Linked DNA regions of Homo sapiens: region 2 is linked to region 1. Evidence: chromatin loops called from intact Hi-C (ENCODE). Cell type or tissue: PC-9. All regions are shown on one strand. Each heading gives the region's core, and the rest is flanking DNA. Links, peaks and the distances in the headings are about the cores only.

The links. Hi-C counts contacts between places; a loop is a spot of excess contacts. Peaks named below come from ENCODE experiments on the same cell type or tissue, not always from the same donor. Only the 100,000 strongest peaks of a DNase experiment are listed, where the experiment ranks them.
Region 2: a loop joins it to region 1, with 6 times the contacts of the local background. A loop is called at or near these places in 7 of 110 quality-filtered maps.

Annotation. Positions count from the first base shown.
Region 1 is chr17:46,937,971-46,946,299 of GRCh38, forward strand. GOSR2 (golgi SNAP receptor complex member 2) reads left to right here. Exons shown (of 6, transcript NM_004287.5): 6 at 629-4,050. The coding sequence ends at 790. It also overlaps a transcript of LRRC37A2 not described here. Among named protein-coding and RNA genes, the nearest start is that of GOSR2, 19 kb to the left of the region's middle. RefSeq lists an enhancer at 4,886-5,822. In PC-9, for the core only: CTCF peaks have their summits at 3,028 (motif pointing left), 3,236, 4,711 (motif pointing right) and 4,918; DNase peaks (open chromatin) are centred at 3,022, 4,741, 6,021 and 7,041.
Region 2 is chr17:47,611,463-47,619,791 of GRCh38, forward strand. It overlaps NPEPPS (aminopeptidase puromycin sensitive), which reads left to right. Exons shown (of 23, transcript NM_006310.4): 18 at 998-1,140; 19 at 2,207-2,263; 20 at 6,888-6,995; 21 at 7,547-7,702; 22 at 8,275-8,322. Among named protein-coding and RNA genes, the nearest start is that of KPNB1-DT, 34 kb to the right of the region's middle. RefSeq lists an enhancer at 4,519-5,020. In PC-9, for the core only: CTCF peaks have their summits at 4,543 (motif pointing left), 4,745, 7,145 and 7,346; DNase peaks (open chromatin) are centred at 509 and 4,559; H3K27ac peaks cover 3,670 bases.

The DNA.
Region 1 (8,329 bases), core at 60-8,059:
GGTTCTGTCACCTTAGCCTCGCAAGTAGCTAGAACCACAGGTGCACACCACCACACCTGGCTAATTTTTTTTTGTAGAGAAGGGGTCTTCACTACGTGCCCAGGCTGATCTCGAAATCCTGGCCTCAAGTAATCCTCCCACCCACCCCTCCCAGAGTGCTGGGATTACAGGGATGAGTCCCTGCGCCTGGCCTGTTTGCAGTTTTTAGATATTCTCCTGTGTTTTTTTCTAGAAGCTTTAATTGTGGCTTTAGCTTTTATGTTTAATTCTATGAACCATCTCAAATTAATTTTTATGTATAATGTGAATTGAGGTTCAATTTTTACACACATATCTGTAAGAGAGATACATATATATAAAATACATACCTGTGATATTATATAGTCAGTCGTTCCAGCACCATTTGTGGAAAAGACTTTTCTTTCCACTTAGCGTTGCTCTGGTACCTTGATCAAAAATCAGTCGACGACATGAGAGTGGCTCTATTTCTGGCTGATATTGCTTTCTGTGTATTCTGGGCATGACCAAGAGAATGTCTGTTGGCAAAGCTCCATCTCCTGATGCCATTCACCCACTCTTGGTAAAGCGACTTGATGTTTGTTTTTTTTTCTGTTCTCTTCTGCCCCAGGGGACTCAGAAGAAGATCCTTGACATTGCCAACATGCTGGGCTTGTCCAACACAGTGATGCGGCTCATCGAGAAGCGGGCTTTCCAGGACAAGTACTTTATGATAGGTGGGATGCTGCTGACCTGTGTGGTCATGTTCCTCGTGGTGCAGTACCTGACATGAGCCAGCCACGCTCAGTGGCTGAACAGCATTCCCACAGCCTGCAAGTGTGTGTGTGTGTGAAAGAGAGAGGGGGGCCCAGAGGCCGCCTTTTGAAATGTTTGCCTGTCTGAACTGTGAAGACACTTGGGAGTGATTGTGGTCTAATTTCCAACCTGCTCTGTTTTCTGTGACATCTTGGAGGGGGAGCTAGTGCCACCACCATGCGCGGTGCTTAGGAAATGAAAGAAGTCCCGGGTCTGTCTCTCTCACTCTCGCTCTCACTGGGGGAGGGAAAGAATGGCTTTGGTGGCTTTGTTCACATAGCTGATGCGTGCCCTGGGAAGGTGTCCACAGTGAGCCCTGTGTGCAGGACTGTCCACACGGTTCACACCTTGTCACCATCAGGCCTTTCTGGCTCCTGATAGGGTGGAGCAAAAGTGGAAAGGAAAGGAAAGAGGCCTTTTCTCACAGCCATTATATTAAATAGTAGGTCGATTCACATCCTCGTGCTCCTGGCCACCCTCCCCTGTGCCTCAGTGACATGTAGATGACTGACTGCCAATACTTGTCACCATTCCCTGGAAGCAGCTACCTAGGGGAAACAAGATGTAGTGCTATTGCCGATAACAAGTAAGATTTTCCACACTACAGCTGGGTGTTTCTCTTTTCTAAAGTGAGGCCAGTGTTATTTCCCGGGAGTGTTCAGTCTTGACCCTAGTCACTGATTTTTTCTAGTTGTTAATAGAGTGGTTGGCTTTTAAGGTTCAGAGACTGTGGCTTGGCACCTGCGCCCAGGCTTTGTGGGCCTTTGCCCCTTAGAAAGTAGCTGTAGGCAAAGATTTGTGATTTTCCAATTACAGTCTCAGCTCTAGTTTTAGTATCTCTAATTCTTTGGTTCCCTTCTCTTCCCTGAAATATATTAGCACCTGCCAGCCAGGCCCTCATTTTGCCCAGCCAGTGTGGGCAGATCCCACCGTGGAGACATCTGTAGTGTGTATGTCCTTGTAACACTCTGTTTTCAGGGACTACAACCTTTTTCCTTCTGTGACCAGCCCCGGATTCAGGCTGTACTAATACCAGGTATATTGTGGAATTTAGTATAAAGGCCAATCTGTCCTGAAGTCCATCTAATGTGGTGAATCACTGAAAGTCTCAGAAAGACCTGGTTAGTGTATGTTCTCATTTACCACAGGCCTACCAGCCCTGGGCACAGCAGCTTCATGGCAAGACATAAAATGACACTCAAAATCCTTCAGATCTGGAAACCGGCTCAGTATTAACCCTACCTTTGGTTGTCCTGCCCTACCTGCTCTGTTAGTTTCTTGTTGCTTGAACTGTCTTCTGTCTTATTTCCCTTCCTTTCTGTGTTCCTCTTCACCTCTCTTGTTCCCCTCCCCGCTGCTCTGTAGTCATGTTGGTCCTTTCAGGCACCTCTGTGGCATAGCTCCCCTTTGGTAAGTTTTCTTAATTGTCATAGATTAACTGAGTTTCCTGGATGCTAATTTCACACTTTCGGTTGGAGGAGATCTCCATTGTTCCTACCCCTCCGGGCCAAATGGGCCCCAGGTTTCCAAGGAAGGAGCAATCTGTGACTCCTAAAATGGGTTGGGGCCCTGCCAGAGTTAAAGCAGTGACTGGAGGGTGGACTGGGGGGTTGCAGCATCTTTAGACCTAGATCTGTCTAACTCTGGGGAGGCACATTGACATTTCCATTACACACAGCACTGCTGCGGTGCCAGGGACCTAGCGCAGGACTTTTGGTAATCCATAAAATGGATTCTGAGACTGCGACGGCAAGGCTGTCCTGTCCCCCAGGCACCCAAGGATCCTGCCAGACAGCACACTTTGGAGGAAGGTCTGCAGGGAGCAGCTGAGCCATTTGTTCTTGAACTCTGGGAGGCAGAAGTCCCCGCACCCATCATGCGTGGACTGATAGGACATCTTTTCGTGGTGTGCACCAGTGCTTTCCACACTTGACAGTGGTTGGCTTTGATGAACCCTCATGCTGCACCTTCAGAGCCAGTCCTCTAGTTTGGAATAAAAATTGCAGAGGTGGTTTTTGGGTCTTTACCACCTGCGGCTGGTGGACAGCAGCCAGTGTGTCTGGACACCCAGGGGCATTGAGACTGCATGTTGTCACATGACCACTTCTCTTCACACATCTGCTTTCAGTGCCTGGTGAAAAATAGACCTTGGCCTAACAGTGTGACTCTCTCCACCGCCTCAGTGTAGGGAAGGGTCCAGGCCAGGGAAGGAGCACCCTCTAGTGGAGGCGGGGGTGAATTCTTAGGTCGAGCTGATGCAAGAAACTCCGGTAGCCAGCCTCTGTGACCTTGTACATGAGTTTGGTGTGCCTATTGTGATTTAAAACAGGTGGGTTATCAAGAGGAACTTGAGATCTCTTTATTACATGGACATTTACTTCAGGGGGACCACTGTAAGAAAAGCCAAACTCCAAGACCAAGTAAGTTAGAGGAGTCTTGATTTTTTAGACTTCACTGCGGAGTTCTGTACACCCTTTGCCCTGATGAATTTGAATGGGTTTGATTTGCAAATTTGGATTTACACCCATTGTTTTGGAAGCACATCAGCTGAATAAAGTTGAGGTTTATTTTATTTAGAAAATCACATTTTGTAAAAGAATTCGATATTCATTTTTATAACTAATGGCCCCCTTTTTTTATGTTTCTAGGCCAGAGATTCTCAAACACTGCTCCATGGCCAGGGGCTGGGCTGGCTGCTTCAGAAGCAGTGGGGAAGCTTTTTAAAATTACATATTCCTGGGGCCTACCCCAGATCTGAATTAGAACCTTTTTTAAATCTCTAAGGTGATTTTATTTTATTTTTTATTTTTGAGACAGTCTCGCTCTGTCACCCAGGCTGGAGTGCAGTGGCGCAATCTTGGCTCACTGCATCCTCTGCCTCCTGGGTTCAGGTGATCCTCATACCTCAGCCTCCTGAGTAGCTGGAACTACAAGTGTGTGCCACCATGTCTGGCTAATTTTTTTTTTTTTTTTGTATTTTTTAGTAGAGACAGGGTTTTACTATGTTGACCAGATTGGTCTTAAACTCCTGGCCTCAAGTGATCTGCCTGCTTCGGCCTCCCAAAGTTCTAGGGTTACAGGTGTTAGCCACTGTACCTGGCCTCTAAGGTGATTCTGATGTGTGTATTTTGGAACCACTGTCTCCTAGACAGAAAGCTTCTGTCTCAAAGATGATCACATTGGTGTAAAGAGCAAAACTTGTTAAGTCCAAAATAAATTCTTACTGTTTATATCCTACCTTAGTCCAAAAAAGATTTGAGGAGACTTTGAGGAAATAACTGAAACAGATACAAAGAAGTGAGGCACAAGAACAAATCAAGTCAGTGTAGAATGTCGACATCAGGACAAGGAACTCAAACGTTGTAACACCCTAAGAAATGTTTGGGGAACCCTAATTTGACTTTCAGCTCCAGTAGCCAAAGCAAAGAAAGAAACGTCATCTGTTACTGTCTCAACCGGGGGGTGACATTTTCTCAAGGGAAAGCCTAGGCCCTTCATAAACAGCTTGCCTGTAGGCCTCACGGAGGTCAGACAGGGATTTTCCTGGCTCCATCCCTGCCAATCTGAAACCCTCTCACTTATGTTCTCCATCATTTATCCTCATTATGCAGACAAGGGGCTGAGCTGTGGTGACTGTGAAGGCCTCACAGGAGTCCGAGAGGAGCTGGCCCCTCATCCAGCTTGGAACCATGGGCCCACTTAATCTCCCACACTTCTCGTGGGGTGCTCTGCTGGGGTCTGGGGGGATTGAGAGGTGTGCAGGGGACTGAGATGGTGCAGCCTGCTGGCATGGACTATAGAGCTATAAGGTGTTTGCTGCAGACCCTTCAGATAGTATAGGGCAAGTTCCCTGTTGGGAAATAATTTCCTAACTGGAAGGGGAGGGAATCTGAAGTGAAAGCTGTCCTCAGGCCTTGCCCCTAGGGGGCGGCATAGCCCTATCTGTGGCTAGTGGGCCCTGAACACACTGCCTTAGGCCTGCTGTACTTAGAAGCTGAGAAAGGAAAGTGTCATTCCTTCCCCATTTTCTGTGTCCTTTTCATTTCATATGGAAGGCACATGGGAGAGGAGTGTTCAGGGGTGCTGGGCCCCCAAGTGCTGTTGGTAAGTTCCCCACCATGGAGCCTCTGTGAGCCATCCCTCCCCGCCTCATCCCCATGTCCCTCTAGTACAGGGTTCCCAACCTTGGCTCTGCATTGGAATTCCCTCGGGAGCTTTAAAAACCCATGTGTGGGTCTTCCATTCACCCTCTTATTAATTGGCCTGGAGTGCAGCCGGGGCATTGGGAGTTGCCCAAGGCGATTGTAATGCCCAGGGGTAGGGAGCCGATGGCTCTAATACAAGAACATCAACCCAAGGCTAGCCCGTCCCCCATGCACTTCCCCTGGCCGCACCGTGGGAACCACTTGCAGAGACCAACTAGGGGCAGGGATGGAAGCCTGATTCTCCCTCTGGATCAGAAGGAGCCAGATCCCTTGTGGCCATTGGGTGCCCCTCATTAACTGACACCTCTCTGCTGAGTAAAGCACCTTGATGTGACAGGCCAGCTCTTCGCTGCCCCTGCAGTGCAGCCCCCAGCCCTCCCCACCACCCCTGCCTGGTGTTCCGTCCTCCCTGGACTGCTTGGTCTTCTCAGAACATGCCACACACTCAGTACAGCTGCACCTTTGCACAAGATGTTTCCTCTCAGATGTGCCACAAACACCCCCACAATCCCATGAAACCTCCAAGAAGCCTGCCCCTCCCCTCCAAACAACCTCATACTGCACGCTTCCTGCGGAATGGGAGTTGCTCCTCACCGCAGGGGCCTTTGTGCATCCCGGGCACGTAGTAGGCGCAGGCGCCATCGGGTAAGCGGCTGCAGGAGAGCACTTGAGCCCATCCCCCATGCAGGGCCAGCAAAGCTGTTGCAGCCAGGCCAGGAGGAAGCCAGAAGGTTCAAGGCCACTGATGCTACGAGCCATGTGCTCACAGGGCCTCAACAACAGCAATGACTGCAGTAAAAGAGGAGAGGCATGGGGCCCCGTGAGGGAAACTGTCACTCAGGACTGGGGAGAGAGAAGTAGAGTGACCAACTTGTCTGGGTTTTAAAGCTGAAAGTCCTGAATCCTGGCGATCCCTCGGTCTGATGGTCACCCTAGATAAGCTAAAGGCTAGGACAGGCGTGACTAATGCAGGGTATCTAGGAAGAGGGGGCTCTCGGAGGCTGACTCCTGGCTTAGCAATTCCATTAGTGTGGTTCCACTGGCCCTTCCTTCCAGGCATCTGTGACATGGTGGCTCCTGGAGAGCTGGCAGAGGCTGGGCCAGGCCCAGGAGGGAAGTATTCCAACCTCCTCAGAAGACAGTGGCTGACAGTACAAGAGGGGACATTCATCTTTATTCCGTCTTCCAGAGCCCTGGCATGTGTCCAGTGCCAGTGTTAGCTGTTTCAGGGCAGAGGGAAGGAGTTGGAGACAAGCAGCCCTCCGCAGTTTGCACTGGTTACAGCGGCCGGAGGCTGTGGTAAGAGCGCTGAGCCCAGGATGCAGAGCCTGGCTTCAAGTCCCAGCCCTGCTGGCAGCAACCACGGGCCACACACCTCTCAGCCTCAGCTTTCTAAGAATGGGGGTAACACCTGTCCCACGTCCCTTTCTGGGGTGGACATGAGGCCCGAGTCACGTAGTGCTTTTGGCAGATTCCAGAGGTCTGAGGCAGTGACCCTCAGCCTGGGCTGCTTCCTGGAGTCCCCCAGAGAGTTTGGAAGTCCCGATTCTGGGCCTCGCTCCCCAGAGATGCCGAGCTACCTGGTCTACAGTGGGGCCTGGGCTTCAGAATTTTTAATTTTCTTTTTTTTTTTTTTCCTCTCATTCTGTTGCCCAGGCTGGGGTGCAATGGTGCAATCTCGGCTCACTGCAGCCTCTGCCTCCTGGGTTCAAGCGATTCTCCTGTTTCAGCCTCCGGAGTGGCTAGGATTACAGGCACCCACTACCACGCCCGGCTAATTTTTGTATTTTTAGTAGAAACGGGGTTTCTCCATGTTGGGCAGGCTGGTCTCGAACTCCTGACTTCAGGTGATCCACCCACCTCGGCCTCCCAAAGTGCTGGGATTACTGGCATAAGCCACCGCAGCCGGCCTTAATTTTTAACTTTCTAAGGAGTCTCCTGTGAGGTCGAGATTGAGAACCACGGCTGTCAGTGCATCCCAGGTGCAATGGAGTATCATTCCTGTTCAGCTGGAAAGACAGGATCTACTCGTGAAACAACCGAGGTTGAGAGGTGATAGTTTAGTGCGGCCATTGTGGTGGGGGCATTAACCAGGAAGAGCTTTCTGTGAGAGGGCGAGGTGATGGGTGTGTGAAGGACAGGAGATGATGTGGGAGCAGTCGAGGGGCAGGAGTGGCCTGGGGGAGGGAGGAAGCTCTAACCAGCCCTGGCTGCTGTGGGCTCTGAGGCCTGATGTGCTGTCTTCTGCACGACATCCTCCACGCACTGTCCTCCGTGTTCCAGCTGGGAAACTTGCTGCTCAGAGGCCTGAGTTCATGCTGCTGAGATGCTACTGAGAGCTGGAGAAGCTGTCAGGCTGGTGTGGGTGTGGACAAGCCCTACTGTCCTAGGAAGACCTGCCCATGATCTTTTGAGGTGCAACGTAGTGTGATGGGGGTGGTGGGATAGTGTTTGAGATGGGGTTGGCAGACATGGCGTAGAATCCTGACTTTGCTGTTTATTAGCAGCCTAACCTTGGGCTTAATCACTCCAGCCTCAGTTTCCTGTCTGTATTCAGCTCAAAACAGAATTGCATCTTTGCTGGGTGGTAACTCATCAGAGAGGAACAGGCGTGGGCTATGCAGAAGGGAAGCAGTTCTCCCTTCTTTCCAGCCCGAGCAACAGGATCCACATTCTTTCAACCAAGACCACTTGGCCCTGCTCACCTCCTGGCAACTTCTGGCCTCCTCTAAGAGTTTCTTGTGCCCCAGGCATGTGCAGGGACTGAGGCAGAAGCTCAGGGAGTGGGGACCTCTATAGGAGGGGAGAATAATCACTGCTGCCCCCAGGACCTCACCAGGTGGTTGTGAATGTCAAAAGGTAAAACCCTGGAGATAAACCCCTGATCGCTGCCGGGTGCTGTCCAAATTATTGTTGCTATGTGCATGGAGTGGGTATAAATTCCGTGTCCATGGTGATTTCTTCCAGGAAACCATTTCTTTTTTCCCCCTGTGGCAAAGGGCAGCCTCTCTTACCTCAATCCAGGGGCCCTGGGAGACCCTTGGAAGGCGGGGCCTCCAGGGCTGAATTCCAGAACAGCAGCTGTGGCCACCTCCTTAGGCCACCTGGGAATCAATTCTCTGTCGTCACTCACTTGGAGGAAACCACATTTAAATTAAAAATGTAGGCTGGGCGCGGTGTCTCATGCCTGTAATCCCAGCACTTTGGGAGGCCGAGGTGGGCAGATCTCCTGAGGTCAGGAGTTCGAGACCAGCCTGACCAACATGGAGAAACCCTGTCTCTACTAAAAATACCAAAAAAAAAAAAAAAAA
Region 2 (8,329 bases), core at 226-8,225, 670 kb after region 1:
AAAAAAAAAAAAGAGACAAGGTCTTGCTCTGTGCCCAGGCTGGAGTACAGTAGTGTGATCATAGCTCACTACAGCTTCAACCTCCTTGCAGCCTCAAGCTCCTGGGCTCAAGCGATCCTCCCTCCCCAGCCTCCTGTGTAACTGGGCCTACAGACATATGCTACCATGCTTGGTTAATTATTAAGTTTTTTGTAGAAACAGGGTCTTGCTGTGTTGCTCAGGTTGGTCTTGAACTCCTGGGCTCAAGCGATCCTCTTGCCTTGGCATCCCAAAGTGCTGGGATTATAGGCATGAGCTACTGTGCCTGGCCATAACTGTATGTTTAACCTTTTGAGGGACTGCCAGACTGATTTTCTAAGTGGCTTCACCATATTGTGTTCCCACCAGCAGTGTTTGAGGGTTCCAATTTGTCCACATCCTTGCTAACACTTGCTATTATCTTTTTTATTATAGCCATCATAGTGGGTATGAATTGGTATCTCATTGTGGTTTTGATTTGCATTTTCCTAATGACTAATGTGTTAAACATCTTTTTATGTGCTTATTGGCTATTTGTGTGTCTTGGAGGAATGGACCCATCAGATTTTGATTTTTAAAATCTAAGATTTCAATTTATTATACAAAGAGCATACTAGTTCCATATGTGATCTTTCTTTGAACCTTGGGTCAAAACAGCATGATGTAAGCCTGTCCTTTTCACACATAATCCTTAGCAGAGTAGTTAACTAGACTGAGTAAACATTTAGTAAACTCAGATAGTTTGCATTCGTGACTGTAGATAAAGTCAGCAACTTTATTTGCTTGTCTAGTCTGTTTAGCATATCACTCTTATGATTTGATAAATGTAAAACGAGTATTCTCTCAGGTATTAAGTTAATTGAGTGTGTTTGTTCAAGACCATAGAATTGGTATAGCACAATTATAAGATATCCAAATGGCAAACTTATAAAAATAGGCTTTTTAAGTAGTCTTATGTCTCTTTTACTTCTCAAATCAGGTCATCTCGATGCACTCCTGAGGGGCTTGGTTCTGGGAAAACTAGGAAAAGCAGGACATAAGGCAACGTTAGAAGAAGCCCGTCGTCGGTTTAAGGACCACGTGGAAGGAAAACAGATTCTCTCCGCTGATCTGAGGAGTCCTGTAGGTTTTCATCATAAATTCCCTTGACTTATAGGTAACATCATTTTGTGAAGCATGGAACTTTTTTTTTTTTTTTTTTGAGACAGAGTCTTGCTCTGTCGCCCAGGCTGGAGTGCAGTGGCATGATCTCGGCTCACTGCAGCCTCTGTCCCCCGAGTTCCAGTGATTCTCCTGCCTCAGCCTCCTGGCTAGCTGATATTACAGGCGCCGCCACCACGCCCAGCTAATTTTTGTATTTTCAGTAGAGACGAGGTTTCGCCATGTTGGCCAGGCTCGTCTCGAACTCCTGACCTCAGGTAATCCACCTGCCTTGGCCTCCCAAAGCGCTGGGATTACAGGTGTGAGCTACCATGCCTGTAACTTTTTTTAAAAAGCCTGGAACATTTTTTAATAGCCAAAACTGACCTAAGAACTGACCCACAAACCACGTCTAACTCTATTTTAATATATACTATTTAAGTGGTTTATAGTCCTCTTCTTATTTGTTTAAAGTTTCTCAGTCAGTGTTGCAGTGCTGAAAGGTGATTAGCTGTGCACATTCCCCTGAAAGCTGCTGTGCTCTGCTGGTACAACATGCCATTTACCTTTGTGGTTGCTCACAGGCACTGCTAGCTCCTTAACTACAGTTTGTAATATTCACATTTATAATATTTACTTTTTTTTTTTTTTTTTTTTTTTTCTGAGACGGAGTCTCACTCTGTTACCCAGGCTGGAGTGCAGTGGTGTGATCTCGGCTCACTGTAGCCTTCACCTCCTGGGTTCAAGCAGTTCTCCGTGCCTCAGCCTCCTGAGTAGCTGGGATTACAGGCACCTGCTACCACGCCCAGCTAATTTTTGTATTTTTAGTAGAGACAGGGTTTCACCATGTTGACCAGGCTGGCCTGGAACTGCTGACCTCAGGTGATCCGCCTGCCTCGGCCTCCCAAAGTGCAGGGATTACAGGCGTGAGTCACCGCAGCCGGCCAACATTTACAATATTGTTTACTTGCTTTCTGTCTTTTCTTAGTATTAGAATACTTGAAACAAGGTACATTTAATCAAATGACTTATTTTTTGTCCCTTGTAGGTCTATCTGACTGTTTTGAAGCATGGTGATGGCACTACTTTAGATATTATGTTAAAAGTAAGTATATTTGAGAAGGCTCCCATTTCCTGCTTTTGAACTTGGATAGACACACAGTAAACCTCTAAATGGTTAAAAAAAAAGACAGTCCTAGAAAAGAAAGATGCATATTGTAGACATGCAAGTATTTTAAAACTGTGAGAGAATTATGTCTATCCATATATGTTATATCAGTATTATCAGTATGATGCCAAAGACATCTTACTTTTCCCCGCCTTTTTTACTCACTTTTTGCATCTGAAATCTTATTATTATTTTTTTTTTTTTTGAGACAAGGTCTCACTCTGTCACCCAGGCTAAAGTGACATAATCATGGATCACTGCAGCATCAACCTCCCAGGCTCAAGTGATCCTCCTGCGTCAGCCTTCCAAGTAGCTGGAATTATAGGAGTGTGATAACCGCATCCAGCTAATTTTTGTGTTTTTTGTAGAGAGAAGGTTTCACCATGCCCAGGCTGGTCTCAAATTCCTGGGGTCAAGTGATACACCCACCTCAGCCTCCCAAAGTGCTGGGATTACAGGCATGAGCTACTGTGCCCAGCTGAAATTTTAACACTGAAATAAATGTTCGTTTTGATTAACAAGTCACTTTCTTTAAATTTTATCTTCAGTGTAAACTTACTTGGGGTTCTGCCCATTTTAAGCAAAACGTTTGTTTCTGTGCTTAGGTTCTGTGCTTAGGTTTGTTTTTGTGCTTAGAAAAGGGATAGACAGATGATGATCAAGTGTCTCAAGCATTTGAGCTATGGCAGGGTCCTTTATTAATAGACAGGAAATTAATTCACCTGCCTTCATAGCCTCTCTAGTTTTCCCAGAGTAATTGGCATATAATTAAGCTCTGACTTAGACAAAATATAGATAAAACTTTCCATGTCCTCATAATGGCAGCAGTGTTTGCAACTTTGAATCAATAGTAGTACTGTGAAGCAAATGCTATCTCCAGTCCCTATTCATACAGTTCCGGTCTATAAAGAAATGGCTTGAGTGCACTGGCTACATTAGAGGTGGAGGTAGCCGAATCTACTTTTTAATCATTAAATAAAATGTGCAAAATGTGCCTAAAAACCCATTTGTTAAAAGATCCACGCTTAGGACAGGAGTGGAATGTGCTTTACTGTCTCTACCTTTCATGGATTAACAACACTCTTCTGACTTACAGGGAGTTCATGATAATCAGCTTCACTGTAGAAATAGCTCTAATGATCATAATTGCAGATCTAAATTCTGATATTTTGGTTTTAAACAAATCCTCTGAAAAATGATTAGGATGTCTGAAAATAAAAACTTTAAGAAACTGTACCTCAAAATGTACTGCTTTACCCATGTTGTAATAGGTTTACTTTCTTTCTTTTTTTTTTTTTTTTTTTTTTTGAGACGGAGTCTCACTCTGTCACCAGGCTGGAGTGTAGTGGCACGATCTTGGCTCACTGCAACCTCTGCCTCCCGGGTTCACGTGATTCTCCTGCCTCAGCCTCCCAAGTAGCTGGGACTACAGGCACCCGCCACCACACCCAGCTAATTTTTGTATTTTCAGTAGAGACGGGGTTTTACCATATTGGCCAGGCAGGCCTCGAACTCCTGACCTTGTGATCCACCCGACTCGGCCTCCCAAAGTGCTGGGATTATAGGCATGAGCCACCATGTCTGGCCTGCTTTCTAAGAATATAAAAGTTATATTTGGGAGAGCTGGGCACGGTGGCATGCACCTATATTTCCAGCTTCTCAGGAGGCTGAGGCAGGAGGAGCGCTTGAGCCCAGGAGTTCAAGGCTGCAGGGAGCTATGATTGTGCCACTGCACTCCAGCCTGCGTGACAGAGCAAGACCCTATCTTAAAAAAGACCCTAAAAAAAGTTAAATTTGGGTTTACTTTCCACCTGAACATTAAGGTCCCTTCTCAGTCTTAATATTCTGTGAACCTGTATACTATAAATGATATGTATGAAATGGGATATTTGATTTTTTTCCATCTATTCCATGATGATATGGAAAAAAATAGGGGTTCTGTAAATTTCATGGCAGATACATTGATATTTTCATGTCATGGCACTTTTAAGATTTTCCACAAGTATGTGTATTTATTCAGAGTTTGCATTTATTTAACACAAGAGAGTTCACGATAATCAGCTTCACTATGGAAATAGCTCTAATGAAGGCCGAATCATGGTTCTTCAAGAAGCCACTTGGTAAGAGATGAGGAGGGTTGTCTTATGATGGTAATTTAGGAATAATGTGGCAGAGTTAAAAAACATTAATTCATAGTATATTTGAAATGTGGTGTTAGAGTGCCATCTAGTGGACTAGAATAACAGTTCTCTATGGAGGAAAACGCTTCCTGAAAGCCAGAGGTTCAGACCTTGAATATTGGAGCTGAAAAGGGCCTTAGAAATTATCTGTCCACCCATCTCATTTTACACATGGGGAAACTGAGACCCAGAGGGATGAAGGACTTAGTCAAGATCACACAGCTAGTTAGAGGCAAAACTGGGACTAGAACCCAGATCTCCCAAGGTCCTGTCTATTTTACTGCACTGCTGCTTAGAGTCCAAAGGGGCCAGGCGTGGTGGTTCATGCCTGTAATCCCAGCACTTTGGATGGGAGGATCACTTGAGGCCAGGAGTTCAAGACCAGCCTGGGCAACATGGAGAAACTCCGGCTCTACTAAAAATAGAAAAATTAGGCCAGGCGCGGTGGCTCACGCCTGCAATCCCAGCACTTTGGGAGGCCGAGGCGGGTGTGGATCACAAGGTCAGGAGTTCAAGACCAGCCTGGCCCAAATGGTGAAACCCTGTCTCTACTAAATATACAAAAATTCGCCGGGTGTGGTGGCGGGCGCCTGTAGTCCCAGCTACTCAGGAGGCTGAGGCAGGAGCATTGCTTGAACCTGGGAGGTGGAGGTTGTGGTGAGCCGATATTGTGCCATTGCACTCCAGCCTGGGTGACAGAGTAAGACTCCGTCTCAAAAAAAAAAAAAGAAAAGAAAAATTAGCTAGGCGTGGTTGTAGTGAGCTGAGGTAACACCATTGCACTCCAGCATGGGCAACAGAGCGAGACTCCATCTCAAAAAAAAAAAAAAAAGAGACCAGCCTGGTCAACACAGCGAGACCCCATCTCTACTTCTTATAAATTAAAATTGTTTATTGAAAAAAAAAAAAGTGTCGAAAGGAAGAGGAAACTGAGAGCTTTGATGAGGTCTCCAGACACTCTGGTCAGTGTTAAATCTTAAGGGGTAGAAAAGATCAAAAGAGTCTAAATTGTCTTGGAGACATAGCTCTTATACATTTATAGTTCTAATTTTTAAGAATTACAACATTTTGTTTCTATGAAAAGATTTTATATACATATATACTATGGAAGATTTAGAGACTAGAAAAGTATAAAGAGGAAAATAAAACTTACCTATAGTTTAGAAAGCAGGTAGCAAAAACAGCATGTATAACATGCTCTCTTTCCAGATTTGTTAATGTACATATAGTAGTAATTTTATTTTTTTCTTTATGCTTCTCTGTCTTTCAGATATTCTGCATTCAGTATGTGCTGCTTTTGCAGTTAAAAAGTGTGAAGATGCATAATCCCACTGATCAGAAACCATCATTAATTAATACTACCATTTTGATGTATTTCCAGGGGTTCTCCCCCACCCCCTTTTTTTGGAAACACAGTCTTGCTCTGTTGTCCAGACTGGAGTGCAGTGGTACGATATGGGCTCACTGCAACCTCCACCTCAGCCTTCCAAAGTGCTAGGATTACAGGCGTGAACCACTGTGCCCAGCCATATATATATATATATTTTTTAGGATAATTCTGCTTTGTCTGCTTTCTTCACTTAAATATAAGAACATGTTTATGATATATTCTTAAAATATAACTTTCAATAATGCATTTTTATAAGTACAGTATTCATTTTCAATTTTTCACTATTATAAATTAATTTGATGATCTGGTATAAGAACACTAATGATTAGTTTGTTCTTCTAAAACAGAACATTAGCCAGATATCAATGATGTAAAGAATTTGGCTATGATAGATTTTACCTCTTAGATCTTGATGTTAAACTGGTCTGAACTAATGACAGGCTGTTCATCTGGTAGCATTTACATCTAGTGATTTACTTACTGTAACAGCAGATGACAAATTTAGTGCCAAAGCATCATTTTTTTTTTCTTTTATTTTTGAGACAGAGTCTCGCTCTCTTGCCCAAACTGGAGTGCAGTGGCACGATCTCAGCTCACTGCAACCTCCCAGGTTCAAGCGATTCTCCCGCCTCGGCCTCCCAAGTAGCTGGGATTACAGGTGGGCACCACCACGCCCGGCTAATTTTTTTTTTTTGTATTTTTAGTAGAAACAGGGTTTCACCATGTTGGCCAGGCTGATCTCGAACTCTTGACCTCAGGTGATCCACCCGCCTCGGCCTCCCAAAGTGCTGGGATTACAGGTGTGAACCACCGCACCTGGCCCAAAGCATCTTGAAAAGTATTCTCTTTCTTTAATATAATGCCCTGCCATTCTTACCTAGTGAGAATATAGAACCTAAGTTTTACCTTACTGGGGAAGAAGCTCATATAATCATATGCAGAACATCCAAGGGAGAGTTAACTATTCCTATCTTTATCTTTTTTCCTGTAGCTTCATAAACAAGCAGATATGCAAGAAGAGAAAAACCGAATCGAAAGAGTCCTTGGCGCTACTCTTTTGCCTGACCTGATTCAAAAAGTCCTCACGTTTGCACTTTCAGTAAGTTACGGTGAAAACTGCATTTAGAAGTGAATCGTTACCCATCTCTGAGAAGTGTCTCTGATTCAGCTCTGATCCTCTTGAGCTGCCTTAACCCTAACTAAAGCTTCCTTTTCCAGAGTAACTGGCTTGAGTTTTTGTTACTGACTTCTGTTTTTCTCCCACTAGTGGCGAGAATCAGAATAGTTGGGAGAGTAAACAAATTGTCTCTCCAGAATGGAAACTATGAGGACAGGGACTCTTGAAAACTGGGAAACTGGCTTATGCCTTTGCTTACTTTGTGTCTCTTCCTTTCTTAAACCTATAGGCTCCTAAGCAAGTATCTGTTGAGCAGTCTGTCTGTCTGAACCTGTCTCAGTACCTCATTCTCATTTTGGTTATCTTTAGCTTAAACATTATCTTCTTTGCTGAGAACTTCTGGTTCCAGTTATTCCTAAAACAAGGAATAAGTGTCTTCAGTGTGATTACTTCAGTGTCACAGTATGGTGCACTTTCTGGTACCAGAATATGTTTTTGATACACTAGACTTTTAGCTCTCTTTCTTTTTTTAGGAAGAGGTACGTCCACAGGACACTGTATCGGTAATTGGTGGAGTAGCTGGAGGCAGCAAGCATGGTAGGAAAGCTGCTTGGAAATTCATAAAGGACAACTGGGAAGAACTTTATAACCGATACCAGGGAGGATTCTTAATATCCAGACTAATAAAGGTATGTGAAAAACTTTGAGTAGCTTGCTAATCATGGATATTATTTAGTGACATCCATGATTCACTACACCCATACATTGTGGTCTTTGCTCTTTAAATGTTTCCTGTGGCCAGGTGCAGTGGCTCACGCCTGTAATACCAGCACTTTGGGACGCCGAGGTGGGCAGATCACCTGAGGTCGGGAGTTCGAGACTATCCTGGCCAACATGGTGAAATCCTGTCCCTACTAAAAATACAAAAATTAGCTGAGCGTGGTGGTGTGTGCCTGTAATCCCAGCTACTTGGGAGGCTGAGGCAGGAGAATCGCTTGAACCTGGGAGGCAGAGGTTGTGGTGAGCCGAGATGAGGTCATTGCACTCCAGCCTGGGCAACAAGTGTGAAACTCCGTCTCAAAAAAAAAAAAGTTTCCTTAAATAGTTACTGGCTTTATTTAAGGACTTCTCCATCTCCCATCACACATCCTTTATAACAGACTGAAGTTGGCAGAGAACAGAATGATTTATTTTTAGGGTAAATGGAAGTTTGTTCTCAGCCTCTTGGTTTCACTTACTGTTTAAAACCATTGTTTTGCAGCTATCAGTTGAGGGATTTGCAGTTGATAAAATGGCTGGAGAGGTTAAGGTAAGGA